Regions from separate parts of the Homo sapiens genome. Here region 1 is linked to region 2. A link is a contact called in ENCODE Hi-C or POLR2A ChIA-PET data. All regions are on one chromosome and are shown on one strand. Each heading gives the region's core, a stretch centred on a gene start or an enhancer-like site at or near the end of the contact. The rest is flanking DNA. Distances are from core to core; before and after follow the strand shown. Region 1 has its middle 18 kb from the start of MRTO4. Region 2 overlaps CAPZB (capping actin protein of muscle Z-line subunit beta).

Region 1 (5,386 bases), core at 2,216-4,715, 71 kb before region 2:
AACAAATGCCAGGCTTGATTAAAGGCGTCCACGACAGCCGGCTCCAGGGGCCCTTCCTCTGCCGCTGCCAAGTTCTGCTCCAGCTGCTCCAGGCTGGACATGCCCAGGATGACCGCGTCCCCGTGGGCACCCTGCAAGGGAGACGGCCAGACTTCAACCCTCTTCTGCTGCACAGCGACTCCACTCACAGCTGTCCCAGCCACCTCCCTGCTGAGATTTGGGATCTCTTGTATCCCATATGTCCAGAAAGAACTTAAGGTGCCTTGGATAGCTGTACCCATGTGACGCAAAACCTGTATCCCTTCCCCTACTGCCACACGACGCTTCCAGACAGACCTACATTCACAGCCCAGTTCTGCCCCCCAGCAGCTGTGTAAACGCGGCTAAGTTATTAAACCTCTCTGAGATTCAATCCTCTTTTCTATTTTCAACATGGTTATGGGTGTGAAAAATTATGTAGAGCACTTAGCTCCCATTTATTGAGCACCTACTGTATATATGCCAGACACTATTGCAACATCTAAGGCTGGAGTTGGATATAAGTGAGGAAGACATGAGGCACTGAGAGAGGGAAACTCCAGCTCCCACCAAAAGGATGAGGCTAGTGGGCTTTACAGTTGAACCTGTGTTAAAATGTCTTCCCCTTTCATAGCTGGGTGAAACTCAGTTTCCTCATCAATAACACTGGGATAGTCATTTCATAAAGCTGAAGGAATAATGAAATCCCTGCAGTGAAGCCCTCATTACAAAGCCTGGCACTCAGATACCATCAAAGACCAATGGGAAGGCCGAGCGCAGGGGCTCACGCCTGTAATCCCAGCACTTTCAGAGGCTGAGGAGGGCGAATTGTCTGAGCTCAGGAGTTCAAGACCAGCATAGGCAGCTTGGCGAAACCCCATCTCTACTATAAATACAAACAATTAGTTGGTCATAGTGGTGCGTGCCTGTAATCCCAGCTACTCAGGAGGCTGGGGGAGGAGAATTGCTTGAGTCTGGGAGGCAGAAGTTGCAGTGAGCCGAGATCATGCCACTGCACTCCAGCTGGCATAACAGAGCGAGACTCTGTCTCAAAAAAAAAAAAAAAAAAAAAAAAAAAGACCAGTGGGAAGAGTGTTTATGAGAGTTGGAAGAAAGAAATTTCAGAGGAATCGAGAAAACAAATGCTTTGGGCTTCACCTGAAGGTAATGAATGCTGGTTCCCCTGGAAGGGAAGAAGCTGAGCACCCAGGGTCGCTGGTTACCTGCAGCTGTGAGTGGTGGTACATCCACCGGAGGGCGGCCGAGGTCATGCTGGGAGCGCTGGCGCCATACGCGGCCTGCAGGGCCTTCTCCACCAGGGCAATGCCCTCGAAGTGGTGCTCCTTCCAGAAGCTGTTCAGTGGGGATGGTGGCACAGGGGTCAGTACCATCAGGGTCACACTGGAAGCCACAACCAAAGAGCCATCCAAGGCCACTGCCCCACCCCACACCCTGCAGCCCTGAGGGGCGGGTGTCCTCTCTAGTCATAGGTCTCTCACTTTTCTGGGCATCAGAACCACCCAGGATGCTGGGCCCCTCAGCAGAGACCTCAACGAATCTTTATTCCTGAGAACTCAGCAGCCTGCTCTCATTTCCCCTACGGACATGAAGGCCACTGAGACAGGTCAGGACTCAGCCCCAGGCCTCCTGGACCTCCTTCCAGGGCTCTTTCTTTCCTTTGTAGCGGGTGATTGCTCAGGAAAGAGCTACGACTTCAAGACACCGAGGTCCAGGGAGTCTCCTTTCCTCCTGGAGGTCCCAAGACAACAAGAAAACCCACAGAGGGCTTGGGAATTCCTGAAGGAATGCAGGGGAGTAGGTGCAGACAGCGAGGAAAGGCCTTACCCCAGGAGCAGCCCAGGACTTCATTCCACATAAAGCTGACCCCACCCCAGCCATCCACATCAAGCACCCCCAACTAACTGATTCCTGTAGATCTCTGCCCACTGAGTCCCAAAGAAGCGGCCCACGGGCTGTTTCCCGTCCTTGTCCTCATACTTGTACTTGCCGGTCAGCAGGCCCCCTGCGGGAAGGCAGCAATCAGCCCCCGGGCCCAGAGTGCCCCAGAAGCTGCCACATCCCTCAGGGCTCTGGTCTAGGGGAGGGGCAGGGACCCAGGAGGGCTGAAGGATGCAGCCCAGCCTCTTGTCAAACCCTCCCTTCTTCCCAGGTCCTGGGCTGGGCATCTGTGGGTCGGGAATAGGCTGAGTCAGGGCCAGGAATGCTCCACGTACCAGCCAGAGGGTTGTAGGCATAGAACCTCAGTCCAAAGTGCCTGAGGCAGGGGAAGAGCTCCGTTTCCACCTGCCGGGTGGTGGCGCTGTACATGCCCTGTAAGGAGAAGGGCCCCGGGGAGAGGGTGGATGTGTCAAAAGAAGGGACCTAAATTTACCCTCATAGAACCCTTATTTCAGACCTTAACAATTCTAGGATTTTAACCATCTGGGCATATACTTATTCTTACTGGTGCTGGTGAAAGGGGCTTATGCCCTAGGAAAATTCATTCATTCTGCCAACTTTCATGAGCACCAACTGTGGGCTGGTTGTCAGATTTAGATTCAAAAGCTAAAAGGACAAGGTCCCTTCCCTCAAATATTTTGTAGTAAGGTCAAGCATAAACAGTTATAATCGAGTCATGAGGCAATCATAATAGACTAGAAAGTTCTGTGACCAGTGCCTGGCACCAAGCAGGTGTGCAAATATTTGTGCAATGAATCATGAGGAGGTAAACAAGGACCTGAGGTCTCAGGGTCTTCTGGGCCCATCTAGAAAGGCTTCCAGAGGAAGAGACACGTATGTGAGACCTGAACCATTCTCTCACAGAAGGGGCGGTGGTGGGGGAAGGGCTTGTTCCAGGCTGAGTGCAGGGGAAGGTAGGGAAGGAAGGGTCCAAGGTGCACAGATAGGCAGGAAGGAAGCAGATGCCCAGTGGCCAGCCTGAGGAGCTTGAATGGCATCCTGAGGGTACCTGGGAGCCATCTGCAGGCTTTCAGCAGGGGAGTGGCTGCTATGCAGAGGGCATGGGGGCAGTCAGAGGGGCAAAGACAGCCCAGGATGAGCAGGAGTTCTGGAGACCTTGGCCTCTGCAGCCCCGGCCCTCACCTGGTACACAGTGGGCAGGATCCAGCCGTTGCTCTTGCAGAGGGTACAGATCTCGGCCACTTCCCAGGCGGCATAGTTGGAGAGGCCAAGCTCCACGAACTTGCCCTGCTCGGGTGAGGCTCCAGTCAGAACATAGTGCAGCCCAGACCAGGAAAGGGAGGTCAGGGTGGGGCCCCTGGGAGTTGGGCTGTTCCCTGCTCCACCCTGGAACTGCCCTGGTGCCTCTGCTCTCACCATTAGGATCAGGATAAGGAGAGCAGCAGTGGACCACCTCCCAGAGCTCAGGGGTCCCCTCACCTCCTGGTGCAGCTGGTGGCAGGCACGCAGTGTCTCTTCCACCGGGGCGCTGTGGTCAGGTGCATGTAGATAGAAGAGGTCCACTCAGGGACACTGCAGCCGCTTCAGTGACGTCTCCAGCTGGGATCGGACACTGTCAGGCTTCAGGGAGTTCCCAATCCATGGATTGGCCTTGGTAGCAATTTTCACTGAGAGGAAAGAGAAATGAAAATTCAGGGCTGGATGTGGTGGCTCACGCCTATAATCCCAGCACTTTGGGAGGCCGAGGTGGGTAAATGACCTGAGGTCAGGAATTTGAGACCAAGCTGGCCAACATGGTAAAACCCCATCTGTACTAAAAATACAAAAATTAGCTGGGGGTGGTTGTACACGCCTGTTATCTCTGCTACTTGGGAGGCTAGGCACAAGAATTGCATGAACCAGCCGGGTGCAGTGGCTCACACCTGTAATCCCGGCACTTTGGGAGGCTGAGGCAGGCAGATCACAAGATCAGGAGTTCGAGACCATCCTGGCTAACACGGTGAAATCCCGTCTCTACTAAAAATACAAAAAATTAGCCGGGCATGGTGGTGGGCGCCTGTAGTCCCAGCTACTCAGGAGGCTGAGGCAGGAGAATGGCATGAACCCGGGAGGCGGAGCTTGCAGTGAGCCGAGATCGCGCCACTGCACTCCAGCCTGGGCAACAAAGCGAGACTCTGTCTCAAAAAAAAAGAAAAAAAAAAAGAATTGCATGAACCTGGGAGGTAGAGGTTGCAGTGAGCCCAGATCGTGCCATTGCAGTGAAGCCTGGGTGACAGAGCAAGACTGTCAAAAAAAAAAAAAAGAAGAAGTAAGCTTAACACTCTTCTCCCTGCCCCGTATTAAGAATCCTAGTTGGAGGCTGGTTTCAGTGGCTCAAACTTGTAATCCCAGCTACTGGAGAGGCTGAGGCACAAGAATCGCTTGAACCCAGGAGGCAGAGGTTGCAGTGAGCCGAGATCTTTCACTACACTCCAGCCTGTGTGCCAGAACAAGACTCTGTCCCCCCCGCAAAAAAAAAAAATCTTAGTTGGAGATTAGGCACAGTGGCTCACCCCCATAAGCCGAGCACTGAGAGAGGCCCAGGAGGGTGGATCTCTTGAGCCCAGGGATTTGAGACCAGCCTGGGCAAAATGGTGAAACCCCATCTCTACAAAAAACACAAAATTTGGCCAGGCATGGTGGTACATGCCTGTAATCTCAGCTACTGGGGAGGCTGAGTTGAGAGGATCACATGAGCCTAGGAGATCAAGGCTATAGTGAGCAAATATTATGCCACTGTACTCCAGCCCGGATGACAGAATGAGACCCTATTTCAAAATAAAAATAAAAATAAAAAATCCTAGATCCTAGTGGGCTGGAATAACAGGTGAGTGGAGAGTCCTCTTCCCACTTTTCACACTTAGAAAGTCACTTAGGCTGGCAAGAGGGCAGTCACTAGAGCCCTTGAGACCTGGGAGGGAGCAGGTTTGATGAATTATTCATTTGGAATTTTTCCATTCCACCACCACCCCTCTGCTTCTCAATGTGAACTTAACTTCAGATCTGAGATCTGAGGACTTTCACCAGCCAACCTTGGACTCAAAGACAGAAGACAAGGATTAAAAAAGTAAACAAAAAAAAAATCAGAAATAAGGGCCAGGCAGAGGGTGCAGATCTGTGGTGGCTCACACCTGTAATCTCAGCACTTTGGGAGGCCAGGGCAGGAGGATCACTTGAGCCCATGAGTTTGAGACCAGCCTGGGCAACAAAGTGAGACTCTGGTTTCGATGAATAATACAAAAAATTAGCCAGGTGTGGTGGCACAGGCCTGTAGTAGTCCCAGCTACTAAGGAGGCTGAGGTGGGAGGATCGCTTGAGCCCTGAGAGGCCAAAGCTGCAATGAGCCATGATTGCACTCCAGCCTGGGTAAAAGAGCAAGACCCTGTATCAAAAAAAAAAAAAAAAAAAG
Region 2 (4,942 bases), core at 1,135-3,634:
GGTCTCTATGGAAATGTGGAGAGAACTGAGAGCGAGGTGTGGCAGAAGCAGGCTCGGAGCCGGAGGAGGGTGGCTATCGGCTTTATTCTCAGGGAGAGATGGCGCTGTGCGGTCAATGATGCAGCTGTTATGTGACCTGTCGGGGAGGGAAGGGACGAGGGAAGGGAGCAGAAAACGAGTTTTCTAAGAAAGGAATCTAACGAGTGCACGGCGTGTCTGGTTAGCATGAAACAGAGGTTTAGCATTGCTGCTTTCTCTTCAAAGCCTCCACCAGGTCATTCTTCAGAGCTTCTTGTTTTGATTTGTCTGCAAAAGTCTGCACAGACCTGCAAGGGAGGAAAGGCGTTATCAGCAGATTGAACAGGGACTGGTGAGGCGGTGGAGGCCTGGGGGCCACCATGCCAGTGCCTGGCTGATTTGCTGCATGGACCCGCTTCCTGGGGTGAGGCTCTGGGTCACTGGGCTGGGCATCTGCCCCTCTCAGAAAGGGGCAAAGGGGTACATGGCCGAGACCTGCACCCTCTGCACCTTGCCAGGCCCTGTGGGGGTGGCATATGGCTTACATGGACAGGTGCTCATCTCTGCCCCTGGCCACCGGTGACCCGGCCATAGTCCCTAGAACCCTAAGTTCACTCCTCTGTGTGTAGGTCCCTATGTCACCCTAAGCCACAAGGTGGCTTCTGGGCTTCCAAACACAATGGAACAAAGCCCCTCTGCTTCAGAACAGCTACCCTGGGTTGCTGGCTGGGGACTCAGGCCAGGGGCTAAGAGGGGAGGACTCCGGGGCCATGCGGGTTCCTCTATAAAAGCTTCTCCCTTGCCCAGGCCCTGCCCAGCAGAAGAGCCTCATTCCTCATCCCACAAGTGCAAGGTGCAGCGTTATCCCACCCTTGGGAGTGGGTAAGAACCAGTGTCTCTGCGTGTCTGAGCACACTGTGTTTATGGCCCACGCAGCAGGTGCTTTCAGGCCTCTGCTGTGAGGCACCATCCGCTGTTAACTTGGCCCAGAAAACCCCTCAGCCCGGATTGCAAAGGGCGGCACAGGACAGCCAAGTGCCCCTGGGATCCCTGCTGTCAAATTCTGGATTTGTGGGGAAACGTTCAGGGCGACCGCATTCACGTATGTGTGGGGACGCTCATCAACAAAGCCAGAAACAATGAAGGCTTATGGAGATTTCACAGTTTACAAAACGCCTTTCACATATATTATCTCATTTAATTTTCACGGGCATCCTGGGGAAGTCTCAACTATCAACCCGGCCGGATGTGGTGGCTCAAGCCTGTAATCCCAGCACTTTGGGAGGCCAAGGCAGGAGGATCATTTAAGGCCAGGAGTTCAAGACCAGCCTGGGCAACATAGTGAGACCCCATCTCTACAACGACAACAACAAAAAGCGAAGTCAAGGCTTAAAAAAGAAAAAAGCTATCAACCCAATTTACAGATGAGGAAACTGAGGCTCAGAGGAATGCCCCCCTAGCAATTCTTTAATCATTTTGTCAAATTTACCCAACATATTGGTTAGGCAAAGACTTCCTAAATGTAGGTTTTATAACAGTTTAGAAGCAGTGGAAAGAGTGGGTAGAGGGCTGCTCAAGAAGAGTGCTACGGAGAGTGCACTCAGCCGGACTCTCACGTTTGATTCACACCAGCCATGGGAAGGAAGAATCAGAAAAATCAATCCCCAGAAGCAAAAATGGGCAAATGGAAGTGAAGCAGGGCCCAGGAGAAGCAACAGCACCCAGACTGAGTTCTGGCTACCGAATCCCTACAAGTCACAGGAAGAGCCCTCAAAATACTCAGCAGGTGCCATAAGACAAGACCTGGAAGCAAGCTGCATACAACTGAAAAAACTCCCAGGAGAAACGCAGACATTTGGTTCATGCTGGGGAAATACACGTTTCTGAGTATCTTCCCAGGACTGTCCCTGGCTCTGCGGCGGCCAAAGGCATCAGCCCCCACGGCCCCCAGGCTCCAAATCTCAGCCGATTCCCCAGGGGCTTCTTGCCAAGCTCACAGCGGGAGGTCAACATGGCCAGCGGGAGATGCGGCGGGCAAAGCAGCAGCGCACAGGACCTCTAGCCTGGGTGGTCACTGGCTCTTCTGGGAAGGAAGAGCCAAGCCCGCCAGGTCTTGGCTGGATCACACGAAGGAGAAAGTTCCAGAGCTAGAATCATGTTAGACACAGGAAGTTAGAAGTGAAATGGTGGAAGGCGGAAGGAGCAGGGGGCTTATTTAAGGGACAATGCTTGGGAAGGTCACGGCCAAGCAACCTCGAATCAGCGCTTGGAGACAGTGCTCGACTCTGTGGGAGGGAGGAGTCATCTTGAGCAGACCTGGCTGCCAGGGTTTCTACGCCAGGACGCCCCCAGTGGGCGGCCAGGGAACTGCACCATCACGGTGTATCTTAAAAAGAGTTTTTTCTCAATGCCATGATGGAAATGCCTGATGGCCACACTGTGAGGCTGACCCGAGTCGTGGGCCTTAAGTTGGCACACACAGACCAGACTGGTGCACTTAAGTCCCACGGCCTCGGAAAAGCAGCTCCACCTGGTTTTCTAAGTGCCTGACCCCACCTCCACCTTGGAAAGTCTGCTGCACCCCTTCTGGGGTGGGCCTTCAGTGCGCAGCCCCTGGACCTGGGCTCTGCAGCCCCAGTTGGCAGGGTTCCAAATGCCTTCTTTTTACAAACAAGTTTCCCTCCTACTCTCCAGGGATGCTGCCTCCTTCCCTACATCTGGATCTGTCACAAGCTCAAGTCATGGTTCTTGGCCATTACCAACAAGCAAGACTATTTTCCTTTCCATTAGCGAAACCTGTTTAAAGGAACAGCTGCAGCTCGTTAGGGGCGGAAGGTTATGCTGGTTGTGGCCGAGTCGGCACTGGGCGTCCAGGCAGCTCCAGCAGAGCATCTGGGCCAGCCAGGGTGGAGTCCAGCCCTGACTCTGCCCTCCAACCCCAGAGACTCAGAGATCAGAGAGTGAGGTCACCCCTTCCAAGCCAGCTAGCCCTGGACAGGCAATGTGCCGCTGAGCAGCGGGGAGGCTTATGTGGCTTCTGGGATCCCTGCACCAGCATCAGAGGCTCCTCTGAAGCATGGGGGGGTGGACGGCAGGCAGATCCCTGCCCTGGGGACAGTCAGGCCGGTGCACACAAGTGGCTGCTGCTGGAGAGGCAGCATCCGTCCCTTGGCCTGGGCTTCTTCAGAAGCAAAAGCCAAAAAATCAGCCGTCTTCCCCACACCCAGCCTCCACCCAGAGTGGAAAGCACACACACGTGATAGGTGCCGTGTTACATGGGGCCGAGGCTACACGGGAATGTGGCTGTGCACCGACCGGGAGCACACGTGGGGGTTAGTGGTGGTTTAAATGGCCGCGGAGCAGCAGCCGGACCGGCAGGGTCTCGGCGGGTTGGTGAGTCCTGTTTTAGTGGGGAGGGTCTCGCGGCTCTCAGGCAGGGTACCTGGATCGGCTTAATTATCAGGCTGGATGTAGATCTGGCGCTGGGTCAGCACTTGAGAGAGCTCCCTCTGCAACTGCTTAAACTTTTGGTTGTCAGGGATAGCATCAATAGATCTACAGAGAGTGTTCAAGATGAGTGGAGTGGGAGGGAAGAGAACGACGAGAAGCCAGGAACGCAGGGGGCCACAGCTGAGGAGGAAATTCAGGGAGACCCACGAGGCGGAAGGGGGGATGCCGTGGCGGCTCTGGGGTGTGGAGTGGTATCGCCGCTGCAGAGGTCCACGCTGGCGGTGGTCGTGGTATTCAGGGGCTCGCCACCACCACCCGCAGGCTCTTCGGCTTCTCTCCCCCACTTCCCAGCCACTGCCTGGGGACTGTGCAGGTTGGCTGGGCGGGAAAGTGTGTTTGGTGTATCGGGCAGTGGCTGCCAGTGGCAGGCCTAACGCCAGGGACCACTGGGCTCTAACCCTGTCACAGGTCACGAAGACCAAGCCTCCCCCAGGTGGGCAGGGGATCAGAAGACAAGGGTCCAAAGAGGACTCCTCCTCTGTTTTAAAACTGTAAAGCAGGTGACTGAAATCTGTCGCCCACCCCAGTCCACGAGCTGGGGCAGCCCCGGGACTGCAGCCTGCCTCTCCTCTGGGCTGGGCTGTGAGAGCTACACCACGGCAGTGGGTGAGAGGGCTGGCCGCTAAAGGCATAGCACAGCCCGACTCACACGGTGCTGCTGGACTGCAGAGCGTGTTCTAGATTCATCATCTCAGCCGACCGTGCCTCCTCGACTGGACAAGGGCCTCTGCGAGGAGTGCCAGAGGCCATGCAGCTCGGGATGACAGAGCTTAGGGGAGATCCCGGCCTCCTGACTCTCCTGACTCCAAGGCCAGTGCTCCCTCCACAGCCGTTTACTGCCCCCAGCTGGGCTCTGGCCTCATGTCAGAGGCCTGCCTCCTGCTCTGTCCGCCGTGGACCTGGAGGGTCCAGAGAGCGCCCGGCTTTTGTTTGGGCTGACACTGCAGAGCTGAGGGCACGAGGTGGGAAGGATGGTGCAGGACACTGGCCACTGGCAGCAGAGCCCTGGCAGAGGACGTCAGAGAGGCTGGGGCCCCCTGAGAACGCCCAGGCTGAGGGCCCTGCCTGCATGTGGCGTCAGGGAGGCTGGGGGCCTGAGAAGGCCCGGACTGAGGGCCCTGCCTGCACGTTGCGCTCTGCTGTCTCGGAGAGCAGGCCAGCCAGAGGCAGCCGGGCTGCCCGGAATGTGGTGTCATGGCTCCCCTAGGCCCAGGCTGGAGGGTGGGGAGATTTTTGAGCGGGGACTGACAAACTGCAGGGCTGAGGAGGCTCCGGGGGCAAGGGCACCAATGGCTGTTAGGGTGAACATGCCCCAGAAAACAAATGGTGCAGATAGGGACCGACAGCTGCTACGGAGAGTGCAGATGACACATCAGGACTTTACTTTCCAAAATCAACATAATGATCATCCCAG

Evidence for each region. A loop is a pair of places that touch in the nucleus more often than their neighbours do. ChIA-PET counts read pairs that join two places held with the same protein, here RNA polymerase II (POLR2A). Pooled maps may share reads with other maps.
Region 1: a loop to region 2 is called in a map of endothelial cell of umbilical vein, with 6 times the contacts of the local background. The contact joins two enhancer-like sites. A Hi-C loop is called at or near these places in 2 of 168 maps with a recorded cell type or tissue (endothelial cell of hepatic sinusoid and endothelial cell of umbilical vein) and 6 of 50 pooled maps. POLR2A ChIA-PET finds 5 or more read pairs at or near these places in 2 of 52 experiments (H1 and activated T-cell).

The regions. Positions count from the first base shown.
Region 1 is chr1:19,267,331-19,272,716 of GRCh38, forward strand. It overlaps the pseudogene AKR7L. Among named protein-coding and RNA genes, the nearest start is that of MRTO4, 18 kb to the left of the region's middle. RefSeq lists an enhancer at 1,717-2,565. Within about 2 kb of position 3,466, at least 3 of the 41 ENCODE cell types and tissues checked have a DNase peak (open chromatin) inside an H3K27ac peak, as active enhancers do.
Region 2 is chr1:19,339,292-19,344,233 of GRCh38, forward strand. It overlaps CAPZB (capping actin protein of muscle Z-line subunit beta), which reads right to left. Exons shown (of 9, transcript NM_004930.5): 9 at 1-326. The coding sequence ends at 239. Among named protein-coding and RNA genes, the nearest start is that of SLC66A1, 29 kb to the left of the region's middle. RefSeq lists enhancers at 194-695, 1,461-2,435. Within about 2 kb of position 2,385, at least 8 of the 41 ENCODE cell types and tissues checked have a DNase peak (open chromatin) inside an H3K27ac peak, as active enhancers do.